3 separate regions of the Homo sapiens genome follow, and regions 1 and 3 are each linked to region 2. Evidence: read pairs that join two places in POLR2A ChIA-PET (ENCODE). Cell type or tissue: MCF 10A. All regions are shown on one strand. Region 1 overlaps RALGAPA2 (Ral GTPase activating protein catalytic subunit alpha 2). Region 2 overlaps RALGAPA2 (Ral GTPase activating protein catalytic subunit alpha 2). Region 3 overlaps RALGAPA2 (Ral GTPase activating protein catalytic subunit alpha 2).

What was found. Peaks named below come from ENCODE experiments on the same cell type or tissue, not always from the same donor. Only the 100,000 strongest peaks of a DNase experiment are listed, where the experiment ranks them.
Region 1: POLR2A ChIA-PET joins it to region 2 with 7 read pairs; 2 of 35 experiments call an interaction of 5 or more read pairs at or near these places.
Region 3: POLR2A ChIA-PET joins it to region 2 with 6 read pairs; 2 of 35 experiments call an interaction of 5 or more read pairs at or near these places.

Annotation. Positions count from the first base shown.
Region 1 is chr20:20,548,213-20,552,212 of GRCh38, forward strand. All of the region lies in intron 23 of RALGAPA2 (Ral GTPase activating protein catalytic subunit alpha 2), which reads right to left. Among named protein-coding and RNA genes, the nearest start is that of RALGAPA2, 160 kb to the right of the region's middle. In MCF 10A, no CTCF peak of the experiment used is centred here; DNase peaks (open chromatin) are centred at 649, 1,179 and 1,719.
Region 2 is chr20:20,601,235-20,605,234 of GRCh38, forward strand. RALGAPA2 (Ral GTPase activating protein catalytic subunit alpha 2) reads right to left here. Exons shown (of 40, transcript NM_020343.4): 15 at 3,941-4,000; 16 at 448-612. Among named protein-coding and RNA genes, the nearest start is that of RALGAPA2, 110 kb to the right of the region's middle. RefSeq lists enhancers at 2,266-2,345, 2,536-2,715. In MCF 10A, no CTCF peak of the experiment used is centred here; a DNase peak (open chromatin) is centred at 2,327.
Region 3 is chr20:20,519,303-20,523,302 of GRCh38, forward strand. RALGAPA2 (Ral GTPase activating protein catalytic subunit alpha 2) reads right to left here. Exons shown (of 40, transcript NM_020343.4): 31 at 1,615-1,798. Among named protein-coding and RNA genes, the nearest start is that of INSM1, 150 kb to the left of the region's middle. In MCF 10A, no CTCF peak of the experiment used is centred here; a DNase peak (open chromatin) is centred at 1,659.

The DNA.
Region 1 (4,000 bases), 53 kb before region 2:
CTGATTTAATTCTATCAGTATCACATTAGAGCAAAGCAGTAGTAACATGCTAAATTCTAACATGTTCAGTCTGTCATAATAAAAATTACCTCATTTAACAACTTATCTTCCTAAAAAACTTTGTATGTGTTCACAAACCATTTTTCCTAAGACTTTTTTTTCTTTACATGGGTCTTAGTTTCTACAAATCTTGATATTTACATTCTTAAAATTACTGTATAATGCTTAATTCAGTAGAGTTCACATATGGTAAATAGTTTAGCAAGTACTAATTTAAAGTTTTAGCATTTCAGCAGACTTTTTTCCTACATCAGAAATAAACAGATAAATAGATAAGTGAAAAAGGAAGGAAGGAAGAAAAAAAAACATGAACCATGCTTCTTCCAGGTTAATGTTTAAGCCTGCTTTAATCACGTCCTTTGATACACTTTAAGGTCCATATCAGTCAAGGCAAACATTCTAAGGGACCGAGCAGATGGATGCTGCAGTTTAGAAAGTGTGTGGTAAACTCAGGATCCAAGAGTGGAACAAAAGATCCACCTTTTTCATAATTAAGCCTCTGATTAATGCCCTAGGCTCCTCAGCACACACCTGTAATTACTCACAGAGGTACTCATTGTGCTGGGACTTGTCTCGGAATATCAGGCATCAAGCTATCCGGCAGCAGATGGAAGCACATTTCTGTTGACATATGTTGCAATGAAAGGATTCGTGCAAACCTGGCTAGCAAGGTAGCAGAATGCCATGCATTTGAAGATTAATAATGCAAACAACCATGATGTTAACTTTGTTATGCTTGTGTTAATTCCATCTGTTGAGATGTGGAACTAAACCTTGAAGCTTGTGGGCTTTAAAAATCTTTAGCACATACTTGAATCAAATAAGCCCCTTTTCACCACTGGAATTTAGAGTTTTAATTAAAAAATGCTTTTCTAGGCTAAATTTATGGGAATTATGAACTAAATCCTTTAACAAGCTAATACCACAATTTGTAAATGAATCCATTTTGCATTGTAAGATTTGTATGTGTAAAGGCAACAATCTGTAAAATGGGGCATTCAAAAAATATGACTAAGTTGCTATACTGATGCTAAAGACAGCAGATAGGCATGTAGCTGAGATAAAGTCACATGGCTCCCTCACCCCCTGGACCTCAGCCAATCACTTCAACGGAACCTGCTACTATGAGCAAGAAGGTTGGAAAGAGAGGGCAAAATAACAGATGGCTAGCCTACCCTACCCTGCCACCCACGTAAGACAGCGCCCTGAGGAGACACAGCGCCTGTGTGAAGTCGCCAAAGACAGCACTGGGGGAGGGTAAATGGGGGGGTTAAAGAGGGAACTATATGACCAGTCAGCCAAATTATGGCCATATGCCTGCTTCCGTTGCTTCTCCACACTGAAGTGGAACAACTCGAAGACTGTATCTTTGTGATAACATTTTAAAATTAGGAATAACCACGTGGTACTCAAAGAAGAGCCGCTGCATATTCTCAATAGTGGGACATCCACAAAATGCCCCACTCATTTCTAACTCAGTAGAATCCTTCTTTCACCATCCCCACCATACATTAAGACACAGCTATAACAGAAGTCTTTGAAAAATATAATAAAAATCTGAAACCTTCCTCACAGCCTCCAGGGCTTTATATATACATGGGAAAGAATGATGCTCTCAGACATGAGTCATTCATGTGCAATCCTCATGCCTTTTGCCATCTCCCTGTCCAAAGTGAACATTACTTGCCTAACAGGTTTTTCAAAGTGACTCATGTTTTAATTTTTTTATTTCCATAGGTTTTTGGGGAACAGGCGCTATTTGGTCAGATGAGTAAGTTCTTTAGTGGTGATTTGTGAGATTTTGATGCACCCATCACCCAAGCAGTAAGCACTATACCCAATTTGTAGTCTTTTATCCCTCATCCCCTTCCACCCTTTCCCCCAAGTCCCCAAAGTCCACTGTATTATTCTTATGCCTCTGCGTACTCAGAACTTAGCTCCCACTTATGAGTGAGAACATACAATGTTTGGTTTTCCATTCCCGAGTTACTTCGCTTAGAATAATGGCCCAATTATTCTGAAAAATTTATGTGTATCCTTTCTCATAAGTAAAAAGTAACTCAAGTAATACAATGACAGTAATCAATGCTGCTAAATTTTTGCTAAAAATACCATCCTCTGATGAAGACTCTGGGTCTGAGAGCAGCTCTCCTTGTTGAATATAAGCACAGAATGCAATGTCAGGGTGGTGTGAAAGAATAACTTCTCTCAACTCCAGCTGGCCTACCTAACAGTATCACAAGGACCTGCAGAGAGGAGGAAAGGGGCCATCCTTTCTACTGTGTGATTCAATGCTATTCAGCGCTGCCTCCACTGAGATGGCTAGTGAGAAACGGCCCTGCACTCTGACGTGGTGAAAAGAACTCTAGAACTTGAGCCATGAGGCCTAGGTCCAAAGCCTTGTGTGACTGTGGGCAGATCATGTCATACCCAGAGCTTCATGCTTCTCTTCCGTAAAATGAAATGATACTCCCTTACGGAGCTGTATGTAATGGGATAGGAGATAAGAACATATGCCTTTGTAAAATGAAAAGAGCCATAAAGAAGTAAGTAGAATAGCAAGTAAATAATTATTTTTCAAAAAGAGAAGGACTCTGAAGAGTTTTACTTTGTAAAATTTACTTTATAGGTGTAGTTTGTATAATTCAGTGAACTATTATTTTGCTGATCTACAGAAAGAATAGTTTAAGACATTTCAAAGGTGGCACACAAACAAGCCTCTTAGATCGCACATTACCCCAGAAATTCAAAAGCTCTAGAAATTAGTGCTTTCAAGCAACACCCTTAACAAAGCTTTACGGCAATTAGCCATAGTGTTTTACAAGGCAAATACTGAAAGAAAAACAGGAAAATTATCATTTTAGATTTTCTAGGATTCATTTTTCTAAGGAGTTCTAGAACTTAATACAAAGAAGTTCAAGTTAGTTTTATAGCAAGAATTAGTTTCTTTTTCACACGTTAAATAGACTAAACCACAAACTAAACAATAGGCTCAATGATATATGGAATCTAAAATAAAATGAGGTTTATTCTTGAGAGTTGAACATATGACACGTAGACAAAGATCTTTCACAAGCTTTTGTTCAAAGAAATTAAAATTCATCCTGCAAAATGTTGCAATATAGTGAACAGATCACCAAACTAGTATTTTTCTCTTGCTCTGGTTAAAAGTCCAAGTGAATACTATACACTGAGTGTGAAAAGATCACTAAGATGATAATTGTGAATCTGTAGCTTATCAAAAGATTCTGGTTATGAGAAAGTAACTGGTGAGAACATCTGTCTCTTATCACTGATCTTGCAAAAAATCAGGTAATTCAAATAGAGGCGTGTTGTTTCCTCTCCTCCAAAGCACAGTTCTATAAACACAAACCATATTCAGCCTGGTAAATGAATCGCTTTAATTGAATGCTATGTACACAGTAACTGGAAAAACCATAAGTGATAAGAAAAACATATGGTGATGGCAACAGAAATTGGTTTATTCATTTTGCATAGTGTTGTTTCTTTCGTTCCCTTATAATTGACCTTTAGAGCGATAAATGTGTAAAATAATTTTGTTTATTATGGCTCCAAACCTTCCAACAATTACACAAAATGAAAATTTAAAAGGAAGGATTCGTTCTGGAAGCATTTCCATTGTTTACATAATTGCACAGCTATAATTTAGTGCTCATGTTGTTATGGAAAATAAAAAAGGGCGATTACAGGCCATTTCAATTCAAAATATTGCACAGTGGTGTCAAAATGGGGGAAAATGTTCACTTTAAAGCAGTTTAAAATGGTTTAACCCTAAAAACAAAAACATTTCAACATAGCATTCTATAAAACACAAATGTTCAAGAAGTAGCCATCCTCCAAACCATATTAGAAATGTTGCAACTGTACTTTCACACCAATTACATATATATTATTCACTTAATATTTGCTCAGGGCCCAG
Region 2 (4,000 bases):
CATGAAAAGGCTCAATTTTCCAAAGGAGCAAAAAATGAAAATGTCTATCCAGTCCTGAAATTCTCCTTTTCTTTGCTGAAACAGGTTGCCACACTCTAAAGATTAATATTGTTTAACACTGACAATAGTGCAACTACTGGTGTATTTATTAACAATCTATTTTCTTCAAGGTTCAAACAAAACCTGTATTTTCTCTATTTCGCACAAATATCTCACTCAATATCAACATCACAAGTTCTTTCTCACAATGGAGGATTTAGAAATAAGTAACTGAAAACTGTGATTTGAAAAGTAACCAGAGCATAAAGCTAAAAAGATGTAGAGACATTTCATTTAATATAAGGTCTAATATTTAAATTTTGAGTAGAATTTTTAACACACTTTATGCCTATAAATTTATTTTAGATAACAATTAGATTTTTGAGAAGCATTTAAATAAATGTTTACCAGTTGCTTTTTGGCGAACAATATTTCTTGCCTTTTCCACTCCCGGTGCTCCAGACGTGGTGGCACTCCTAAATCGCATCGGTTCGGTCACATCTGGGTGGCTCCGCCAGCTGAGAGAAAAGGACCTCCCCACGGTGGTTCCTTTCTGAGGATCTAGAACACAGCCTGATAAAGGAAAAGAAAAATAATCTAAAGGCTGAATTCATTATTATTCATTTCACGCTTGTGTTGCTCAGCAAATGGTGTACCTACAACTATATATAATCAGCAGGTTTCCTTGTCACAAATTAAGTACCACTTCCTTACACTGCAATTTAGGAAGTTGCTCATATGTCACTAATTTAAGAATTCTTGTTGCCAAAATATTTTCAAGAATCTAAAACAGTCTTATGGATATTATTATATCTTCATAGTACTCATTCCAATATACAAAAGAAAGTATTAATAAACCTTTCTCAATACAAGAACAATATCAAATGAAGTTATACTACTGTTCCCAGGACACTCCAAAAACCACTACTTATAAACCAAAAACTCAGAGATCCTGATGTTAGAATAGTACTGCATCCTGTAGACACCAACCCCTCCACAAATCCCCAGAGCAATCCATGCCTATAAACTCTAATGTGGATTCAGTCAAATGGGCAGGATAATGAAAATCTACAAATAATACAAAATCCTATTTTAGCAAAGGTCCAAAACAATAAAACATTGTAGTCTGAGATTCAACTTTTATTTTTCCTCATATTGTTCTGGTTAATTATTTCAATGAGAGGCTATGGACCAAAAGAAATAGAGGAGGAAAGAGAATGGCAGACTTACAGATTTCTGCACAGGTATGATGTGGCCAGTGGCTGCCACCTGTGGCATGTTTCCACACCCAGTTTCCTCTGCCTGTGCTTTTTGTTTCTAGTAGTCTAGCCCTTAGAAGGCAAGTGTTTCTATAATAAATATTTAAATCCTTTTTAGAATAAAGCAACATAAATCAGAAATATTAGTCATGGTCACTAATTAAATAATGTGTTCGGTACATTTTGAAAACAGTGTTTTCGAAGTTGTTTGCCTTCCTAAGATAAGTCTGTCTCTTTAGATGAATCTGTGGGTAGGAAGAGAATCTTGCAGAATGGCAGGCGTGTGTGTGTGTGTGTGTGTGTGTGTGTGTGTAGTGTATGCACACATGTGCACTCGTGCATGGATTACAACAATTGAAGGTAGGTCCTTATCTCCTATTTCAGCTCTCCTCCTCTGGCCTGAAAGGTATCCTTAGCCAGGTAAGTTCTCTTCTGGGCTGAGAACGACTGTCTTAGGGAGGCAAGTTCCTAGTTGGAAGTATCTGGGTCCTCTCAGGCCCCGGGTTTACACAAAGGTCCTCAGAGCTGTCAGAGAGGACTAGATGGACGCCAAGGGCCCAGACTCTTGGCTCCCTGCCCCTACTTCAATCCTAAATCTCCAGTCTATTTCTTTAGAAAGGAGTTGTGTATACCTTCAACCGGGAAGAAAAACGGATCTGTTAAAAATGTTAGAAAATCATTGCATTAGACAGTCTAAATCTACATTGGGATTAAACTGTTCCACTGGATTGCCATGTACTTCAACTACTTTATTTTGGCTTCTTACTAACTTGCTTTTATTAATTAGTGCTTTGGCAAGCCATTCTCAGATTTCAATGAAGATATAAGAATCCACCACATTTATTATACGTGTATATGGTTTACTAACCACTGTAACTGGTTCACACCTCCCTGTATCCACATCCTCTGTTGTTCTCTCCTGTAATGACATTAGGCTTCATCACGTGACTTACTTGGTAGCAAAACTGAACAAGCAGAGACTTGAAATGCACTTGAAAATTTGAGCTTACCCTCTTACTGCCCCTGAAACTCTAAGCCACTTGGTGAACAAGCCTGAGCTAGCCTCTGGCTGCTGAAACACGTGGCCCAGTCACACCTCATTGCCCCTGCTGACAGCCAGTCAACCCGTAAAAGTAGAGCTGCCTAGCTGACTATTTCACAGCGTGGTTGACTGCAAACACAGAAGCAAAGACCAGCAGAAGAACTGACTGGCTGAGTCCAACCCAAATTGCCAACTCATCAAATCAAGATAAATAAGTGGTTGTTATTTTAAGCCATAAGTTTTGGGGTGATTTGTCACATGGCAAAAGCACACTGATACTGTCTATAAGGCAGCTGGTATTATTAAAGGGTAGTCTACACAATAAGCAGTGTGTACCCTTTAAGAAGCTTTGAAGGAAAAATTCCTCCCAAGTCTCAGGAGGACCTAATAAAAGCTAAGCATCACCTAAGTGATTGAATTGTTTTTACCCTATGTGCTCTGTGATTCTCTATTTGATGTAACCCTGCAAAGACCAAAATCAAATCCAATGTTTGACTTTTCCATCTCCCCAGCAAGCCCACGAGGCTCTATGGCATGTATTTTGGCATTTTAATCACAATGGCAGTTCCCTGCAACCTCACTCATTTTGACCCTATTTTGTATTTGATCTACTGTACTATATGCCTTTCTATGAGCTGCCTCAAATCTTTACAGAGTAAGGTGTAGTACAAGTGAATTAATCCAAGGACCATGCCACATCCTTAAGCACAGTAATTAAGGGGATGCCAAATTGTCATTCCTAATAGAAACTACCACTGATGTTTTCTACCTTGAAAACATAACTTTCATTTGAGGTTCTCAGTCCCAAAACAACTTTTACCCAGAAATACAACAAAGCCAAAATAGCTCCCATCTGAAGCATTCAGAATTTCTCCACGTTTCCTAGAGAGGCTGTAGAATGCATCTTAATAGTGTGACATCTTGAGTTGTATTTATCCAGCTTTGATTTCTAAACACTTCTTAACTATGTGGCCTTGGATGAGTCAATCACTGTAAGGCAACCTTGTCCAACCCGTGACCCATGGGCCACATGAAGCCAAGAATGGCTTTGAGTGTAGACCAACACAAATTCGTAAACTTTCTTAAAACATTATGAGATTTTTTTTTTTTTTGCAATTTCTTTTTTTGTTTTAGCTCATCAGCTATCGTTAGTTTTACTGTATTTTATGTGTGACCTAAGACAATTCTTCCAATGTGGCCTGGGGAAGCCAAAGGATTGGACATCCCTGCAAAGTCTCTGTACTTCAGTTTCTTTGTCTGTGATATGGGGATAATACAAGTATCTACAGTTCACTAGGTTATTATGAAGGTAAAAAGAGATAATATGTACAATGTAATAGCCATTATTATTACTGTTAGTTATCACTACTATTACTACTACCTTCCTTGCATCTTCCTTCTTGCATAGCTTCCTCAGAAATTCACCATCTCATTAAGGGAACAGAATGATATGAGACACAAATTAATGCCACTATTAAGAAGACACTGTGTAGTTGGTTCAGTTCATTATAAAATTTCGCGCATTAATTGCTTAGTCATACAAATACACACTCGTCCCCAGTCCTAGACATCTGGTGTTAACCTGGAAGAGTGGAAATACCTTTGCCTCGTTGCTTCTTTTCCTTTTGTTCACTTAATTTATCCAGAGGTAGGTTTGTCA
Region 3 (4,000 bases), 82 kb before region 2:
CCCAGTCCTGTCTTTTTCATCCTCATCTCACCTTCCCCTTCATGTCAGCTTGAACCTTGCTCCAGACTCTGTAGTGCTGCAAGCATACCCCTGGACCTTTGTCCTCCCTCACCCAGCCACTGCCTGCTGTGTCCTTCCTCCTTCCACTAAGGGCCTCACAAAAGGAGTCTGACTCAGGGATCTGACTGTCACTGCACAGGTCACCTGCTCATGTTATCTGGCTGGACCCACCACTCTGGTGAAAGTGCTCTGGCAAAACCTACCACCAAACACCTAGTTGGGAAATATAACAGCTCCTGTTTCATTCTCACCTTCCCTAAGCTTTCTGAAGCAACTAGCACTGCTGACCTTTCTCAACTTCTTATTTGCTTTCTTCCTTGACTTGCTAGAAATGACTCTTTCTTGGTCCTCTTTCCACTTCCCTGACTTTGCTTTCCTGGTGACATTCCCTCACTCTGCTGTCCTTAAGGATGTTTCTGCCCACAAGGTTCTAGTCTTGGGCCTAGGTTTTTAACTTGTGAAGTCCATACAATTTTCATGGATGATCTAACACTTCACACCTACATCTCTTTAATTTTTTTTTTTTTAAGATAGAGTCTCACTCTGTCGCTCAAGCTAGAGTGCAGTGGCGCTGATCACAGCAGCCTTGACCTCACAGACTCAAGTGGTCCTGTGCTCAAGTGATCTGCTCGCCTTGGCCTCCCAAAGTGACGGGATTACAGGTGGGAGCCATGATGCTTGGCCTTCTTCTAATTTTTAGTGTTGAGACAACTGAAGATTCACATGCAGTTGTAAGCAGTAATACAGAGAGACCTCAAATACCTTTCATCTCAGGGTAACATCTTGCATACCTATAGGACAATATCACAGTCAGGAAGTTGACATTGATAATAATCCATCTATATTACTCAGTGTTCACCAGTTTTACATGCATGCATTTGTGTGTGTGTGTGTGTTTGGTTCTATGCAATTTTATCATATGTATAGACAGTATACCCACATTCTACTCCCATTCCAAGGCCCAAAGCTGGGCTCTTATCATTCTGGGGAGAGGGGTGCTTAAGTAAGAAATACAGCAGGCTCTAAGTCCTGACAATCCCTATATGCTCTGAAATGGACTCTCTGCTATGAGCAGAGCAAATCTAAAACTGTAGCAAGTAAATTTCCATCTCTTTTTATGATGCTCTCCTAACTTGGAACAATCTATGAGCTCCTTTCAACACCTGCCCACCCTGCTAAGTCTGGCTTAAGTCCTTCTTCATGGAAAGCCCTCATGGTGCTACCAGTCCACAGTGAGTCCTTCTGGACTTCACTGTGTGTTTTCCATTAGATGTAAAGCTCCTTGAGGATAGAAAATGAGCCTTTTTTGTGAGTTCCATGGATTTGAGACATACCTGTCTTCAATAATACAAAAACCATTTGAACTACTAAAATGGGAAAACAGAGGAGAAAAAAAGAAGAAACAAGGAAGGCAGAATTTGCCATCACAGAGGACTCCAGGAACTAGGATTTCAACTTCAACAACTAGATTAAAAAAAAATAGAGCAAGCATGGCTAAAGGCTAAATCCTTCCTTTTCCTTCCCACAAGATTTCATACCTGAAAGAATACTCACCCTCTTCAACAGTCAGCAGGTTACCCAATTCTGCTGATGAATGATACTGGACTGGCTCAGAGCTCTTCACATTTGCCAGTGGCAGGAAGGGGTCATAATCCGTGGATGACAAGTCAGCCAGGGTCAGTATGTAGTGACTCTGTTGGGTGTACGTGCTTGAGCCACACACACAGCAGTGCAAAACCTGTGAAAACAGAGGCCATGTGCACCACGGATGCTACTCACCGCGTGTCCCCTGACAATCTGTCAAACTACTGCAGCACTTGGCAGCTAGGACTCCTGCTTGGTCCTAGCTGGAAATGGAATGACCACTCTTAAATATCTTCTTGCTATTAGCAAATTTATTTTGCTCCTTTCATATCAATGCCAAGAAATATGTTCTCAAGGCAAAAGGAAAGTAAAAGTTAAAAAGTACTTATTCACATTCTGTGTGATTGCACATACCTAAGTCCCCCTCCTGTCCACCAAAGGCGGCACAGGTAGAAGGAACTAATCTGGGGATGAAGGGTAGTGGTGGGACAGGCCAATCACGGTGGAGGGTGGAATGAGCACAACAAGCAGAGACCATTAGTGCACGTCATAACCAGTAATGAGTTTAAATTAGTATAACTCATGACGCCATAAATTGTAAGGGCTAACTTAATACAATTTTTAAATTATTCTTATTTTCACAAGATTAGTTCCTGAAAGTTCACTGGTTGTTTACAAATTGCAGTTGATTGAAGATCTATCTACTCATTTGAGCCTTTGTACACATACAAGCCATGCAAACACAAATCATCTTGAATATGCCAAAATGCATAAATGAGGTAATAATTGTAACAGATTTCCCTTTTTAATCATAAATTCAAGATCATCAACTCCAAACACTGATTTTTATAAGAATCAAGGTAATACTTGAGAAAATAAGAAAACACCATTGGGTTAAATATATTTATGTAAAGTAAATTCACTTTTAGATGACTAGCTTTGGTTTGCTGACATGGCAAGAGGCCTTGTGGTCAGGTACCCTTTGTAAATAAGTACCAAGAATTACAGTTGTCAGGGCAACCACTTGACTATGTCCTCTTCCTAGCAAAAAATGCAGTATAGGAAAATCCTTATGGCAGCTCTCTTATTAATTTAAAAATTAAGCTGCAATCACTGAGAGAATTAATTTCTAGTAGCCAAAATGCAATAAATGTAGGAAATGCACATTAAAACCACACGTTATGTGTAAACTAGCACAACTACTTTGGAAAATTATTTGGTGTTCACCAATAAGGCAGAATACATGTATTCCAGCAACTTCACTCCTAGGTATACACCCAACAGAAATGCATACGTATATGTACAAAAAAAAAAAAAAAACCTTGAATATTCACATTTTATTGGTCCAAAACTCTAAACTATCCAAATGTCTATGAACGGTAAAATGTATAAATACATTGTGGTTTATTCTATGTAATACTATATATCACCAAGAGTGAAAAATCTGCAAATATTCACAACGGTTTGAATAAATCACTCAAAAATAATGTTGAGCAAAAGATGTCAGACAAAAGAGGATATACTGTATGACTCTTGTATAGAGTTCAAAACAGGCAAAACTACTCTGCTCTGTTACACAGGATAGCGGCTATCCCTGGACATGGGTATGGGACCAGTGGCTATGGGGAGGCACAGAGAAGGCTTCCAGGATGCCAGGAATGTTCTGTTTCCTGATCTGGACTCTGATTTTACAAGCATGCTCACTTGGTAAAAATTCACCAGGCTTTCACTTACAGACTGATGCAGTTTTCTGGAAGCATATTATACTTCAATAAAAAGTTTACTTTTAAAATACAAAACAAACAGTTATTTAGTAAATTTATGAATTTTTACTATGAGGTGACTTTTACAGTGGTAAAGCAATTTTAAGAGAAATCTTTAAGAAAAGAAAGAACTCAGAAAAGAGATTTACAAAAGTGATTGTGGCTAATGCCGTTGGCCCAAACCAAGCTCTGTACAGGTTTATAAACCACAAAAACAACAGAAGTATCTAATGAATCCTAATATAGTTATTAAAATCTTTGACTACTGAAGAAACCATTTAAGAATACACAAATACTTTTTAGTAGAATTTCAACCACAATTAGGTGTTTTTTTTTTAAAGTAATACTTTTAAAAATAAGGCAACAAAGTAATCAGTCTGTGACTTGGACTCTTTTTTATTATTAAAGGTTTCTTACTAAAAGAATAAACCACAGAATTTTCCCTCCATAGCAGTAATTATTCAGTGGACATGCAAATGCTAAACAAACAACCAAGGTTTGAGAGACACTGTTAAGACAAATTACAGAAGGATATTATAAGCAATCCAGAGCAAATGCCACACCTAGTCATCAGTGTGTATGTGTGTAGAGGG